Linked DNA regions of Homo sapiens: region 2 is linked to region 1. Evidence: read pairs that join two places in POLR2A ChIA-PET (ENCODE). Cell type or tissue: GM12878. All regions are shown on one strand. Each heading gives the region's core, and the rest is flanking DNA. Links, peaks and the distances in the headings are about the cores only.

Region 1 (7,604 bases), core at 1,287-5,286:
TTTTGTAACCGCACACTTTTTTTGTATGTGTGACAGGTTATCACTCCCATTGCTCAGGCTGGAGTGCAGTGGCATGATCACAGCTCACTGCAGCCTCAAATTTCTGGGTTCAGATGATCCTCTCACCTCAGCCTCCTGAGTAGCTGGGACTACAGGCATGTACCACTATGCCTGGCTAATTTCTTTTTATATTTTTAGTAGAGACGGAGTTTCACCATGTTGTCCAGGCTGGTCTCAAACTCCTGGGCTCAAATGACCTGCTCATCTCAGCCTCCCAAAGTGCTGGGATTACAGGCCTGAGCCACCATGCCCAGCCACTGTAGTCTTTCATGAGCCAAATACAACAGAAAATACTTTGAAATGCCAACATAAGTTGAGCTAATGCATTACAAACCAAATTTTGTCTCTGTGTTTCCATGACATTTTCCTACGGTTTACTAATTCAACCCAACAGACATCAGTTAAAAATATCAACAGACTGTGAGAATAAGACATTTCCTATGACAAATACTAAAAAAGTTATATTGCATTTGAACATTGACTTCTGAAGAGTTTTAAAGTAAAATGTATATGTTGTATTAACATTAACAAAACTTACATATATATGTTGTATTACCATAAGAAAAAACTCTGGATTTTCTGCCAAAGTGTCAGATAACTAGTACTTTCTTTCTCATATATTTTGTGTCCACTAAAGATAAATTATCTACCAAGATTATTTTTCTACTTTATTTAATCTCTAATTTTATACCTGACTTAACAGCAACAACAAATTATAAAATTGAAAAACTGCAGAAGGAACCCACCACTAGCCACCCACTTCCCATCACAATTCTATCAGTGTACCCTGTGTACTCAGGACAATAGCTGTGCTTACGACCCAAATTCTAAAATTTAATTTTGTCTGCCCACGCAACATGAAGCCATTTCTTCACATGTACCATTATAGCTTTCTGCCATAGTAAGAATACAAACTAATATTTGTATACTTTCAAGTTTACAAGGCATCACTTCCACTTACCCACGGTATCACCATAAAAAGGCTATGAGAAAGTATAGATCACCGTTATCATGCTCAGTCCCAATGTACAGAAGAAAATTAGGCTTAAAGAGATCAAATGACTTACCCTAGGTTACCTAGCTCATAACAAGCACAGACAAGATACAAATTCTGACTTTCAGCACACTAAGGATTGAGCATGGTAGCTCAGGCCTGTAATCCAGCACTCTGCGAGGCCGAGGCGGGCAAATTGTTTGAGCCCAGGAGTTCAAGACTAGCCTGGGCAACAGGGCGAAACCCTGTCTCTACTAAAAATATAAAAAATTAGCCAAGCATGGTGGCACGAGCCTGTAGTCCCAGCTTGGGAGGCTGATGTAGGAGGATCACCTGAGCCCAGGAAGTCAAGGCTGCAGTGAGCCGTGACTAACCACTGCACTCCAGCCTGGGTAATCAGAGAAAGACCCTGAGGGAAAAAAAAAAAGAAAAAAAAAAGAAACCCCTAACAGTGTAACAATGGATGTGTTTAATGTTAGCCCTAGATAATTCTTGGGGTTACCTTTTCAGTTTCTAAAGTCTCAACATGAATGCCTTTCGGATACCTAAAGAAAAGAAAAACATAGTATCAGTAGATGAGTCAATGACAGCTAAATCCCAAAGTATTTTATAAGCAACTATCCAGCTACTAATTAAGTAAGTTTTATTAACTACAAAATAATTATCACTACAATGGAGACTTTACAGCACATTTATTTTATAACGTTTCAGCTGCTAAATGTTTCCTTACCCTTGCTCTTAAACACATAAACGTGGATTTGACTTCAAATTAATTTTTTTTAGGACTTAGGTATTTTCTATTTTTTTTTTTTTTTTTGAGACAAGAGTCTCTCTCTGTCGCCCAGGCTGGAGGGCAGTGGCGCGATCTCGGCTCACTGCAAGCTCCACCTCCCTGGTTCACGCCATTCTCCTGCCTCAGCTTCCCAAGTAGCTGGGACTATAGGCACCTGCCACCACACCCAGCTAATTTTTTGTATTTTTAGTAGAAACGGGGTTTCACCGTGTTAGCCAGGATGGTCTCGATGTCCTGACCTCGTGATCCTCCCGCCTGGGCCTCCCAAAGTATTGGGATTACAGGTGTGAGCCACTGCGCCTGACCAGGACTTAGGCACTTTCTAAAATGTCCTACATCTCAAAATACAGTCAACTCATTACCACAGAGTCAAATCTTGCTTCCAAATATAAAAATGTTTCCTAACTGAAATTGTGAAAGTCTTTTTATTTTATTTATTTATTTATTTTTTTGAGATGGAGTCTCACTCTGCCACTCAGGCTGGAGTGCCAAGCCGCAATCTTGGCTCACTGCACCTCTGCCTCCAGGGTTCAAGAGATGCTCCTGCCTTTGCCTCCCAAGTAGCTGGGATTACAGGCATGTGCCACCATGTCCGGCTAAATTTTGTATTTGTAGTAGAGACGGGGTTTCACCATGTTGGCCAGGCTGGTCTTGAACTCCTGACCTCAGGTGATCTGCCCACCTCGGCCTCCCAAAGTACCAGGATTACAGGAGTGAGCCACCGCGCCCGGCCTGAGTCTTTTTAGATTGCACAGGGCATATAAAGAGGAGGTTTTAGATGGCCAGCTCTGCTGTAGTTTTGCATGGTATTAACAGCTTGCATCAGCCAAGGAGGAGAGGGATCTGGAATGCAGGTGGAGTAGGCTGCAAGGACGACATGACAGGAAAGGAGTGTGGGCAAACTAAACAGCCCTTTCCTGTTGTGTTCAAAGTATATTCCCAGTATACATGTCACTGGTAGATTCCAACAGAAGAACAAGGTCCCCAAAGTCAAATGGAAATGTCCACCTGTCTATGTCAATGTTCAATTTCTGAGTTGAAGACCCACCTGCAAACACAAGGAAACCAAGGGAAACATCCTTGGAAAAATACACACACAAAAGTCTGGATGTTATTTCAGGGGATTCACAGACCTCCTGAAACCCATCCATAGTCTCACCCTAAGTTAAGAACTCTTGCTTTACCAAAAGCATTCATCTGAGTATTTCCTAGGTCTGAAAACCAAATATTTATTGTATACCCCAAAGGACAAAAACACTACCAATCCATAGCTTAACAGATGCACCAAAGTGATAATTATTTTAAGAAGCCTTAAAGCATCTGTTAAAAAACAATAACAAAAGAAAATTAAGTGAGTATTCAACTTAAGAAAGTAGGGGGAACTTCATGTAGTCAAATCACTGAGAACCGCAGAATTTCAAAAAGGAAATGAGAACTAAGAGATTATATTTAGTCTTTAAATCCTGGGTCCCCCACAGAGCTGCTGCATACAATATAAATACTTACTTCCAGCTCAAAGTCTGATAAATTAGTTTTCTTTGGAACCTATAAAAACAAAAGAAAAGGTATTGATTTTGGCTCATTAGAAGTAAATCCAAACTGATCAAGCATTTGTTGAGAAGGATTTCGCTTTAAAAAGAGACTTCATTAGAACTGATAGGTAATTTGCAAACAAAAATACGCAGGTTTTTTGAGGTGGGGGGATTTCCTCATCACTTGTCTTCTAAAATTTTCTTTAATATTATGCTGCTTTTACTGAAGAGGTAGAAGTTCTCGTCTAATCAAAATATTGCTTCCTGCAGCTGCATAAAGAGAGCTTAAAGTAGACAGATGCATTGAAATACTTTTGTGAAACTCCTCACAAAGTAAAAGGAAAAAAAGACAATCACGTTACTGACTCTTTGAAATGCTAATGTTCTCTGAATACAGAGAGAAATTAAAAGGGTGGAAGTAGCCTGAAAGTGAATTCTTTCTTCTGAAGCCTTCACGTATTAAGCGCGCCTCAAGGCCAAATTAATTATGCCACTCTTGGGCATAACTGAAAGTCAAGGTTGCACAACAGTTTTCTCCGCTCCAAGTACAGGACAAAGCATTCATTCAGTGTCTCAGTATACACAGTCATCCCCACTGTGTAACGCTAAAGTTAGTGTTTAATTCTTGAGAACATAGCAATAATAAAAAGACCCTTTATAAAGCTGTTTTTAAAAGACTAGATGCATCAAATGCCACAAACCATCTACCTTTCCAAAAAAAGGACATGCAGAAATGTTCAGGACAACTAACCCGGTACATGGCTCTAAATCCAAGTTCTTGTTTTCTTCACTTTGTAATAAATCCTCTATTTTCTCTCTGAGGAATAAGAATAGACCATAACCATCAGTACCTTTAAGGAATGAAGTCATCAACCAAGAAAATAATCACAACCAAAAACAGTCTAACTATAAGAACATGTGACAATGTAATTCTACCAAATTACCCTAGAAATTTTAGTTCAAAGACTTTTTTAAAAATGCTTTATTTTGACCTAGGCATAGAATCCCAGCACTTTGGGAGGTCGACGTTGGGTGGATCACTTGAGCCCAGGAGTTCGCGACCAGCCTGGGCAATATACTGAGAGCCCCTCACTACAAAAAATAAATCTTAAAAATTAGCTGGGAGTGGTGCAGTGTAACTGTGGTCCCAGCTACTCCAGAAGCGGAGGTGGGAGGATCACCTGAGCCCAGGAAGTTGAGGCTGCAGTGAGCTGTGATCGCATCACTGCACTCCAGCCTTGGCAACAGAACGAGACCCTGTCTCAAAAAATAAATAACATAAAATAAAAAAGCTTTATTTGGCGTATTTTGGGGGGAAGAGGGTTACTGCTGCTATTTATTAGTGACAACTTCTCAAGGACTCGTCAATACAAGTGATTTAATTTTTGACTTTCCCAGTAAAATGGTTACACCAACAACTAAGCTGAGCAAGACCAGACACTTGTCCAAAATCACATCTGCTTGTCGGCACCTTTACTGCAAGCAAAGAGAACATGGACATGCTACAGGCTGGATAAGCCTGATCCACTCCTCTGCCTTCAAGGACATTGGACAGTGGCTGTCAGGTATTCAGTCCATGCAAGTTTTAGAAGTCAGCTGATTAGCATTTAAAAAACAAGAAAAGGGGCTGGACAATGGCTCACGCCTGTAATCCCAGCGCTCTGGGAGGCTGAGGCAGGAAGATCCCTTGAGCTCAGGAGTTTGACACCAGCCTGGGAAACATAGTGAGATCCGTCTCTATTAAAAAAAATAAAATAAAATAAAAAATCCACGCAGGTCTGACCACGTACTGAAATCTCTTGCCTAGTGACATGTAGCAAGTCCAAGTACAATACATGGAACTCTATTTACAATTTGTTGCTGTTACACTAATTTGAATATGCCGGCTAGGCATGCTGGCTCATGCCTGTAATCTCAACACTTTGAGAGGCTGAGGCGGGCAGATCACTTGAGGCCAGGAGTTCGAGACCAGCGTGGCCAACATGGCAAAACCTCGTCTCTACTAAAAATATAAAAATTAGGCGGGTGTGGTGGTGCACGCCTATAATCCCAGCTACTCTGGAGGCTGAGGCACAAGAATTGCTTGAACCTAGGAGGCAGAGGTTGCAGTAAGCCAGGATTGCACCAATGCACTCCAGCCTGGGCAAAAGAGCAAGACTGTCTCAAAAAAAAAAAAAAAAAAATTTTTTTTTTAATATGCCACAATTATATCCTGCCATTCACAACATCACACCCGTGTGTGTACTATGTTTGTAAAGCACAGGTTTGAGATATAGATGCCTGTCATCCCCAATATATAGCACACAATGCACGCTTAGTTTTAATTTAGGAACTTACACCACTTGGTCAATAAACTTCTTTTGATCCTCAGGAATCGTGACAGGACATTTTGAAGTGTTAGGAGATACATAGGACAGAGCTCCTGCACCATTCGCCTGTGAACGTTTTTCATCATACTGCTCTCTTAACTGTCTTTCTTCTTCCTGATTTAAATATGGAATTCCTAAACACGATTTTAAAAAGAATGCATTAGCAGAAGTAACTGTCTAACATAAAATTTGTTTAACAAACCAAAGAGTCTAAATTACTCAGGAAAGATTTACCATATTTAACTACATCTCAAAAAATGAACAGAAAGGCAAATGATTTTGAAATGTGTTTATCATTCATCCATTCATTCAGTCTTCTTTCAAGAAATATTTATCTGGCACTTATGCTGTGCCAAAGCATTATATTAGGCACTGGGGAATGAACAGTGACAAGCTGATGCATCCTGCTCTGTAGTGAAGGGAACTACTTCTGACAAGAAAATCAGGAAAGTCAGGGAAAACCCAAAGGATGAGAATAAGTCGGATACGAAAGGAGCTAGGGGAAGAGTCCTTCGGGTAGGGGAAACAAGTATTAATACCCAGAACATGGAAATGGCTTGGACGGTTCCAGGAGCAGCAAGGAGCTGGTGTGGCCAGATGTCATGAGCAAAAATGGAATGGTACAGCATCACATTGGAGAGAGTATGGAGCAAGATTCTGCAGGCCCTCACAGGCCAGTGTAAGAAATGTACATTATTCTAACAGTGGCTGGACAACATTAGAAGATTTTAAGCAAGATAATTACCTTACCTGCATAATGTTTCAAAGGCCATGATGACTACTCTGAGAGTGAAGTTAGGAAACAAGTCAGGAGCAATTGTCCAGGCAAGAGACAAGAGCTCAGATCAGAGGTCAGCAAACTTTTTCTTTGTTTTGTTTTGTTGTGAGACAGTCTTACTCTGTCACCCAGGCTGGCATGCAATGGCACAATATGAGCTCACTGCAACCTCTGCCTCCCAGGTTCAAGCAATTCTTCTGTCTCAGCCTCCCGAGTAGCTGGAATTACAAGCGTGCACCATCACACCAGGCTAATTTTTGTATTTTCGGTAGAGACAGGGTTTCGCTATGTTGGCCAGGCTGGTTTCGAACTCCAGACCTCACCGCCTGCCTCAGCCTTCCAAAGTGCTGGGATTACAGGCGGGAGCCACGGCCACCGCGCACGGCCAGCAAACTCTTTCTTAAAGGGCTCGATGGCAAATGTTTTAGGCTTGTGGGCAATGGGGGTCTCTGTCGCAATACTCAACCCTGCTGTTGTGGCACAAAAGCAGCCATACACAAAATGTACATGTACGGGCATAGCTGTAGTCCAACAAATCTTATTTACAAAACAAGGAGCCAGCAGTGGGCTCTTGTTTGTAACCCTGGTGTAGAGATGGCAGGGTAGAAGGAGACAGTGATTTTCTAGACATAAGACGTAACACTTACTGATATCCTGGAGATGAAGGATAAAGGGAAAGGCAAAATCAAGAGTAACACCTTGCGGCCGGGCATGGTGGCTCACGCCTATAATCCAACCACTTTGAGAGGCCGAGGCGGGCGGATCACAAGTTCAAAAGATGGAGACCAGCCTGGCCAACATGGTGAAACCCCGTCTCTACTAAAAATACAAAAATTAGCTGGGCATGGTGGTGTGTGCCTGTAGTCCCAGCTACTTGGGAGGCTAAGGCAGGAGAATCACTTGAACACAGGAGGCAGAGGTTACAGTGAGCCGAGATCGTGCCACCGCACTTCAGCCTGGCGACGGTGTGACACTGTCTCAAAAAAAAATAAAAATAAAAATAAAAAAAACACCTTGCTATTTGGTTCAAGCGATTGGGAAGATGGTAGGGCCACTAACTGATGTGAAGACAATGAGG
Region 2 (7,604 bases), core at 2,404-6,403, 220 kb before region 1:
TGAGATGGAGCCACTGTACTACAGCCTGGGTGACAGAGCAAGACTCCATCTCAAAACAAAACAAAACAAAACAAAAAACAAACAAAAAAATACAAAAATTAGCCACGCAGGGTGGCATATTTTAAGGACAAAAATAAGTACATAGGCATCGTAAATATCACCCACATTTGTAGTTTTGTTTTTTTTATTGAGGTGAAACTCAGACATGAAATTTGCTGTTTTAAAGTTTACTATTCAGTGGCATTTAGTACATTCAAGATGTGTTGTCCCAGACTGAGGGAGGAGGATCTCTTGAGCCCAGGAAGTAAAGGTTGCAGTCAGCTGAGATTGTACCATTGCACTCCACCCTGGGCAACAGAATGAGACCCTCATCTCAAATAAAAATAGGCCGGATGCAGCGGCTCATGCCTGTAATCCTAGCACTTTGGGAGGCTGAGACAGGCGGATCACCTGAGGTCAGGAGTTTGAGACCAGCCTGACCAACATGGAGAAACCCTATCTCTACTAAAAATACAAAATTAGCCATGTGTGGTGCCACGCACCTGTAATCCCAGCCACTCGGGAGGCTGAGGCAGGAGAAACGCTTGAACCCGGGAGGTAGAGGTTGCACTGAGCTGAGATTGCACCATTGCACTCCAGCCTGGGCAACAAGAGTGAAACTCCATCTCAAAAAATAATAATAATAATAATAAAAAAAAGATAAAAAGCAAATCCCAAAGGTGAATACAATACAGAAACAAGTAACCTAATTGCATATCAAATTGATAACATAATCAAAATGAGAAAACTTATTTATTTATTTATTTTTTGAGATAGAGTCTCACTCTATGGCCCAGGCTGGAGTGCAGTGGCACAATCTCAGCTCACTGCAGCCTTCACCTCCCAGGTTCAAGCGATTCTCCTGCCTCAGCCTCCCGAGTAGCTGGGATTACAGGCGCCTGCCACCACACCTGGTTAATTTTTGTGTTTTTCATAGAGACAGGGTTTCACCATGTTGGCCAGGCTGGTCTCGAACTCCTGAACTCAAGTAATCCGCCCACCTCGGCTTCCAAAGCGCTGAGATTACAGGAGTGAGCCACTGTGCCTGGATGAAAACTTATTTCTGTTAATACTACCTGTTGAACACAGTGATCTTACTGTACCTCCTCAGGGTGATATATATTCAGTGACATATTTTAAGGACAAAAAGAATGACATAGGCATCTTAAATAGCCCCCATGTCTGTGTGTGTGTGTGTGTGTGCAAGCGCGTGTGTGTTTTGAGACGGAGTCTTGCTCTGTCACCCAGCCTGGAGAGCAGTGGTGCGACCTCGGCTCACTGCAACCTCCGCCTCCCGGGTTCAAGCGATTCTCCTGCCTCAGCCTCCCACGTATCTGGGACTATAGGCGCGTGCCACCACGCCCAGCTAATTTTTGTATTTTTAGCAGAGACGAGGTTTCACCATATTAGCCAGGATGGCGTCAATCTCTTGGCCTCGTGATCCACCCGCCTCAGCCTCCCAAAGTGCTGGGATTACAGGCGTGAGCCACCGCGCCTGGCCTGTCTTCTTTTTTTTAATTGAGGTGAAACTCACATGAAATTAATTAAAGTTTTAAAGTGTACAACTCGGTGGCATTTAGGACATTGAAGATGTTGTGCAACTATCACCACTATCTATCATCACTATCTGGAACTTTTTATTGCCTCAAAAGAACACCTCATCCCCATGAATCAGCCACTCCTTACTCCACCCTTCTCCCAGGCCCTGAAAACCACCAATCTGCTTTATATCTTTTGTAGGTTTGTTTTTAGAGGTTGTTGCTATTACAATTTTTGAATAATTGTATACTTAGTGTAGGATAAATACTAATGTTTTTAGGGACCTAGATTTTCAGTGTGTGAAAAAAGAGATATAAATATAAAAGTAGTTATGATGAGGCCAGGTGTGGTGGCTCATGCCTATAATCCCTGCACTTTGGGAGGCTGAGGTGGGAGGATCACTTGAGCCCAGGATTTTGAGACCAGTCCAGGCAACACAGCAAAACCTAGTCTCTACCAAAAAAACAGCCATGGTGATGCACACCTGTATTCCCAGCTACTTGGGAGGCTGAGGTGGGAGGATCTCCTGAGCCCAGGTAGAGGCTGCAGTGAGCTGTGATTGTGCCATTGTACTCTAGCCTGGGCAACAGAGCGAGACCCTATCTCAAAAAATAATAAAAATAAGTGCAGTTAGGATGAACAGCTGAACAGCCATTTTTATACCAATATTCATAAGAGCATCATTCACAATAAGTCAAAAGGTAGAAATAACACCCGTGTCTATTATCAGATGAATGATAAACAAAATATGGTATATAAAGACAATAGAATATTATTTAGCCTCAAAAAAGGAAGGAAATTGGCTGGGCGCGGTGGCTCACGCCTGTAATCCCAGCACTTTGAGAGGCCGAGGCGGGCAGATCGACCACGAGGTCAGGAGATCGAGACTACCCTGGACAACATGGTGAAACCCCGTCTTTACTAAAAACACAAAAAATTAGCCGGACATGGGGGTGGGCACCTGTAGTCCCAGCTACTCGGAAGGCTGAAGCAGGAGAACTGCTTCAACCTGGGAGGCAGAGGTTGCAGTGAGCTGAAATCGCACTACTGCACTCCAGCCTGGGTGACAGAGCAAGACTCTGTCCAAAAAAAAAAAGAAGACAATTCTGACATAGGCTACAATACAGATGATTGTCAAAAACATCATGCTTTGTAAAAGCAGATAGTCATGGCAGGACAGACAGTGTGTGATTCCACATATGAGGTTCCTAGAGTAGTCAGATTTATAGAGACAGAAAATAGAACGGTGTTACCGAGGGCTGGGAAGGGAGATGAGGAGTTTGTATTTAATGGATACTGAATCGTGGTCTGGGAAAATGAAAACATTCTGGAGGTGGATGGTGGCGAGGGCTGCCCAATAATGTGAATGCACTTAATGTCATTGAACTTAAAAAGTTAAGAAGGTCAGGCCAAGTGCAGTGGCTCACACCTGTAATCTCAGCACTTTGGGAGGCCGAGGTGGGCGGATCACCTGAGGTCAGGAGATCACCAGCCTGACCAACATGGTGAAACCCCATCTCTACTAAAAATATAAAAATTAGCTGGGCATAGTGGCACATGCCTGTAATCCCAGCTACTCGGGAGGTTGAGGCAGGAGGATGGCTTGGACCTGGGAGGCGAGGGTTACAGTGAGCCAAGATTGCACCACTACACTCCAGCCTGGGTGACAGAGTGAGACTCCATCTCAATAAAAAAGAAAAATTAAGAAGGTCAATTTATGTTATGTATATTCTAAAAACAATAAAAAAAGTAGTTATGAAAACACTCTTGACATGTGACGTTTACATTGGAACTATCAGTATCCTCTGTTGATATCTCCCTTATCCTTTGTTTCACTTTCCAAGGTTTCAATTTTATATGTATACATATAAGATTTATCAGTATTCATGCATGAGTTTGTTGTTTTGTTGTTTTTGAGAAAAGGTCTTGTCTTGCTCTATCACCCAGGCTGGAGTGCAATGGCAAGATCTTAGCTCACTGCAGCCTCTGCCTCCCAGGCTCAAGTGATCCTCCCACCTCAGCCTCCAAAGTAACTGGGACAACAGGTGTGTGCCACCAAGTGCAGCTAATTTTTGTATTTTTTGTACAGATAGGGTTTCACCATATTGCCCAGGCTGGTCTTGAACTCCAGGGCTCCATCCATCTGCCTGCCTCAGCCTCCCAAAGTGCTGAGATTTATAGGCGTAAGCTACCATGTCCAACCCACGCATAATTTTTTAAAAATACATTTTAGGTCTCTGTCCACTGAAATAGCCTGGGGTAATGACAGCCCAGCAGCAATGAGCACATCTAACACCCAGGTCTGGGATTCTAAACACCATTTCCTCTTAACTAAGAACTGAGGCTCTTTGGAGAAATGGCTGATTCCAGCTGAGCTTACGATATCTTGTATAGAAAATCGAGAAAGCTATCAAAGACAAAAAGAATCACATCAAAGGGACATAGAAGTCAGGTCGAAGGGACATCCGTTGGCCACACAGGGACTTTTAAACATCTAGAAGAATAATGACTATAATGAAGTATAACATATTGAATAATAAATTGGATGAATAAAAATCCATCTGTCCATATTGACAATTATCCTCATTATTCAAGGATCTGATATTTGCAGATATGCCTACTCGCTATAATTTATTTGTAACCCCCAAATCAACAGCACTTGCAACATTTTCATTGTCAATCACAAAGGCAAAGCAGGGAAAAAAATCTTAATCTCCTGACGTGAGTGCTCCCAGGGGAGGTCAAACAAGGTGACACTCTGCCTCCTTTCAGTTCCCATACTGTAAACAAGCGTCCTTTTTGTAGTCGATTTAACCAGATGTGCCACGTTTTCTGTATTTGTGTAGGTGATTTTATCACTTAAAATGGTCCCCGTGTACTGCTAATGTGATGTCCAAAGTTTCTTTTCTTTTTTTTTTTTTTTAGACAGAGTTTCACTCTGTTGCCCAAGCTGGGATGCAGTGGCGCAATCTTGGCGCACTGCAGCCTCCGCCTCCCGGGTTCAAGCAATTCTCCTGCCTCAGCCTCCCGAGTAGCTAGGATTACAGGCATGCACCACCACACCTGGCTATTTTTTGTATTTTTAGTAGAGACGGGGTTTCACCATGTTGGCCAGACTGGTCTCCAACTCCTGACCTCAGGTGATCTACCCGCCTCAGCCTTCCATAGTGCTGGGATTACAGGCGTGAGCCACCGTGCCCAGCCTTAGTGTCCAATGTTTCTAAGCAAGGAAAGCTGTGATGAGCCTCACAGAGAAAATGTGTATGTCAGATAAGCTTCACTCAGAGACAAGTTGTAGTGCTGCTGGCTTTTAGTTCAATGTTAACAAACCAAACATGTATATTAAATAAGGCATCTTCAAACAGAAAGGCAGATAAAACCAGGTTATGTATTCATCAGTTGACAACATGACCAGAGGCTTACAGGAACTAAACCTATATTTCCCCTGGAAGCAAGGGTTCAGCATGCCTTAATTCAATGTTTGCTGTGGCAACTTTAGAAAACATAACTCACTCTAATAAGAATTCACTGAACTTAAAAAATAAAAGTGGGGGAAAGCCTTTTTTTTTTTTTTTTTTTGAGACAGGGTGTCACTGCATCACCCAGGCTGGAATGTAGTGATGCAATCACAGCTCACTGTAGCCTCCAATTCCTGGGCTCAAGCGATCCTCTTGCCTCAGCCTCCCAGATAGCCCCACAAGTGCATGCCACACCATGCTCAGCTAATTTTTAAATGTTTTGTAGAAACGAGGTCTCAATATGTTGCCCTGGCTGGTCCCAAACTTTTGGGCTCAAGCGATCCTCCTGCCTCATCCTCCCAAAGTGTTGGGATTACAGGAATGACCCACCACGCCCAGTCAGAAAAGTTCTTTTCTATAGAAGATTACCAGTTCAAATGTAGCAGTTATGATGGAGTTAGCAAAATCACAGTTTTGCAAACCCCAGTGCAATTGTCGATTCAGGCCAGGGTCATGATGAGATGCCAATGTGCTGGGTAAAAGGTCACTGGGGAGCAGGCTACTCACCCAGAGCCAGGACAGCACCCCACAGACTACCTATGGCAGAGGGACAATGACTTGACAATGGGGACATCAAGCAGTGAACACGTAAATGAAGCAATAAGCTCAGGACCCCTGAGTGGTACAGTCTGCTGGCAGGTGCCCCCGTGATGTGACCCAACATCACGTTACCCCTGGGGCGCTAAAATCTTTCATCTCGCCAGGCGTGGTGGCTCACGCCTGTAATCCCAGCACTTTGGGAGGCCGAGGCAGGCGGATCACAAGGTCAGGAGATCGAGACCATCCTGGCTAACATGGTGAAACCCCATCTCTACTAAAAATACAAAAAATTAGCCAGGCATGGTGGCACGCGCCTGTAGTCCCAGCTACTCCGGAGGCTGAGGCAGGAGAACCACCTGAACCCAGGAGGCGGAGGTTGCAGTGAGCCGAGATCGTGCCATTGCACTCCAGCCTGGCGACAGAGTGAGACCCCATCTCAAAAAAAAAAAAAAAAAAAAATCTTTCATCTAGGCCTAACTTTCCAGGGTGCAGGAAATACATGAGACAGATGAACAAGTTGAACGGCTTCACGAGGGAAAAATTAGGCAAATACAGGCCAGACACGGTGGCTCACTCCTGTAACCCAGCACTTTGGGAGGCCAAGGTGGGCAGATCACTCGAGATCAGGAGTTCGAGAGCACTAGAATTGCTTGAACCCGGGAGGCAGAGGTTGCAGCAGTGAGCCAAGACCGTGCCACTACACTGCAGCCTGGGCAACAGAGCAACACTCCATCTCAAAAAAAAAAAAAAAAAGAATTACACAAATACAGTAGTTCTCCCTTATCCTCAATGTCACTTTCCCAGGTTTCTGTTACTCGTGGTCAACTGTGGTTGGAAAATAGGTGACTGGCCAGGTGCAGTGACTCATGCCTATAATCCTGGCACTTTGGGAGCTCAAGGCAGGTGGATCACCTGAGGTCAGGAGTTCGAGACCAGCCTGGCCAACATAGGGAAACCCTGTCTCTACTAAAAATACAAAAAATTAGCCAGCCATGGTGGCACACTCCTGTAATCTCAGCTACTCAGGAGGCTGAGGCAGGAGAATCGCTTGAACCCGGGAGGCAGAGGTTGCCGTGAGCTGAGATTGCACCATTGCACTCCAGCCTGGGTGACAAGAGCGAAGCTCCATCTCAAAAAGAAATGAAAATCGGTGACTACAGTGTAGCAGGATATTGACAGCCCACATTCATAAAACTCATTACAGTATATTGTTATAATTGTGCCATTTTATCATGAGTCCTTGTCGCTGATTTCTTACTGTGCCTAATTTATAAATTAAACTTTGTCAAGGGTATCTATCTACAGAAAGAGACATAGTATTAATATATATAGGGCTCAGTACTAGCCACAGTTTTAGGCATCAGTGGGGTTATTGGAGTGTACTCCCCTTGGACAAGGGGGGAATGCTGTACAGAATTTAAGATAACCTACAATACAAAAAGAACCTAGACTCTTCTAGAAGTCAGTGTCATGGGTAGGGGGAAATGGCAGGACAAAAAAATAGACCCAAAGATTGAAACAATGCAACCAAATGCAACGTGCAATGCATGCGTGATAGGATCCTGGTTTAAAATCTAAAACGTGTCTGGCCGCGGTGGCTCACGCCTGTAATTAATCCCACTATTTTTGGGAGCCCAAGGCAGGCAGACTGCTTGAGCTCAGGAGTTCAAGACCAGCCTGAGCAACATAGTGAAACCTGATCTCCACTAAAAATAGAAAAATCAGCTGGGCATGGTAGCACGTGCCTGTAGTCCTAGCTACTTGGGAGGCTGAGGGGGAAGGATCACTTGAGCCCATGGTATATTTATGACATATAATAAATTATTATAATTTATTATTTATCAAAATAAAGTATAAAATATATTTTTATTTATTTTGAGACAGAGTCTCACTCTGTCACCAAGGCTGGAGTGCAGTGGTACAATCTTGGCTCACTGCAACCTCTACCTCCCAGGTTCAAGCGATCCT

The links. ChIA-PET counts read pairs that join two places held together with the same protein. Peaks named below come from ENCODE experiments on the same cell type or tissue, not always from the same donor. Only the 100,000 strongest peaks of a DNase experiment are listed, where the experiment ranks them.
Region 2: POLR2A ChIA-PET joins it to region 1 with 9 read pairs; 3 of 35 experiments call an interaction of 5 or more read pairs at or near these places.

Annotation. Positions count from the first base shown.
Region 1 is chr16:14,604,928-14,612,531 of GRCh38, forward strand. PARN (poly(A)-specific ribonuclease) reads right to left here. Exons shown (of 24, transcript NM_002582.4): 7 at 5,717-5,882; 8 at 4,131-4,196; 9 at 3,354-3,392; 10 at 1,557-1,599. Among named protein-coding and RNA genes, the nearest start is that of PARN, 22 kb to the right of the region's middle. In GM12878, for the core only: no CTCF peak of the experiment used is centred there; DNase peaks (open chromatin) are centred at 1,404 and 3,275; H3K4me3 peaks cover 1,996 bases; H3K27ac peaks cover 3,753 bases.
Region 2 is chr16:14,381,092-14,388,695 of GRCh38, forward strand. No RefSeq gene overlaps it. Among named protein-coding and RNA genes, the nearest start is that of LINC02130, 15 kb to the left of the region's middle. In GM12878, for the core only: no CTCF peak of the experiment used is centred there; no DNase peak of the experiment used is centred there.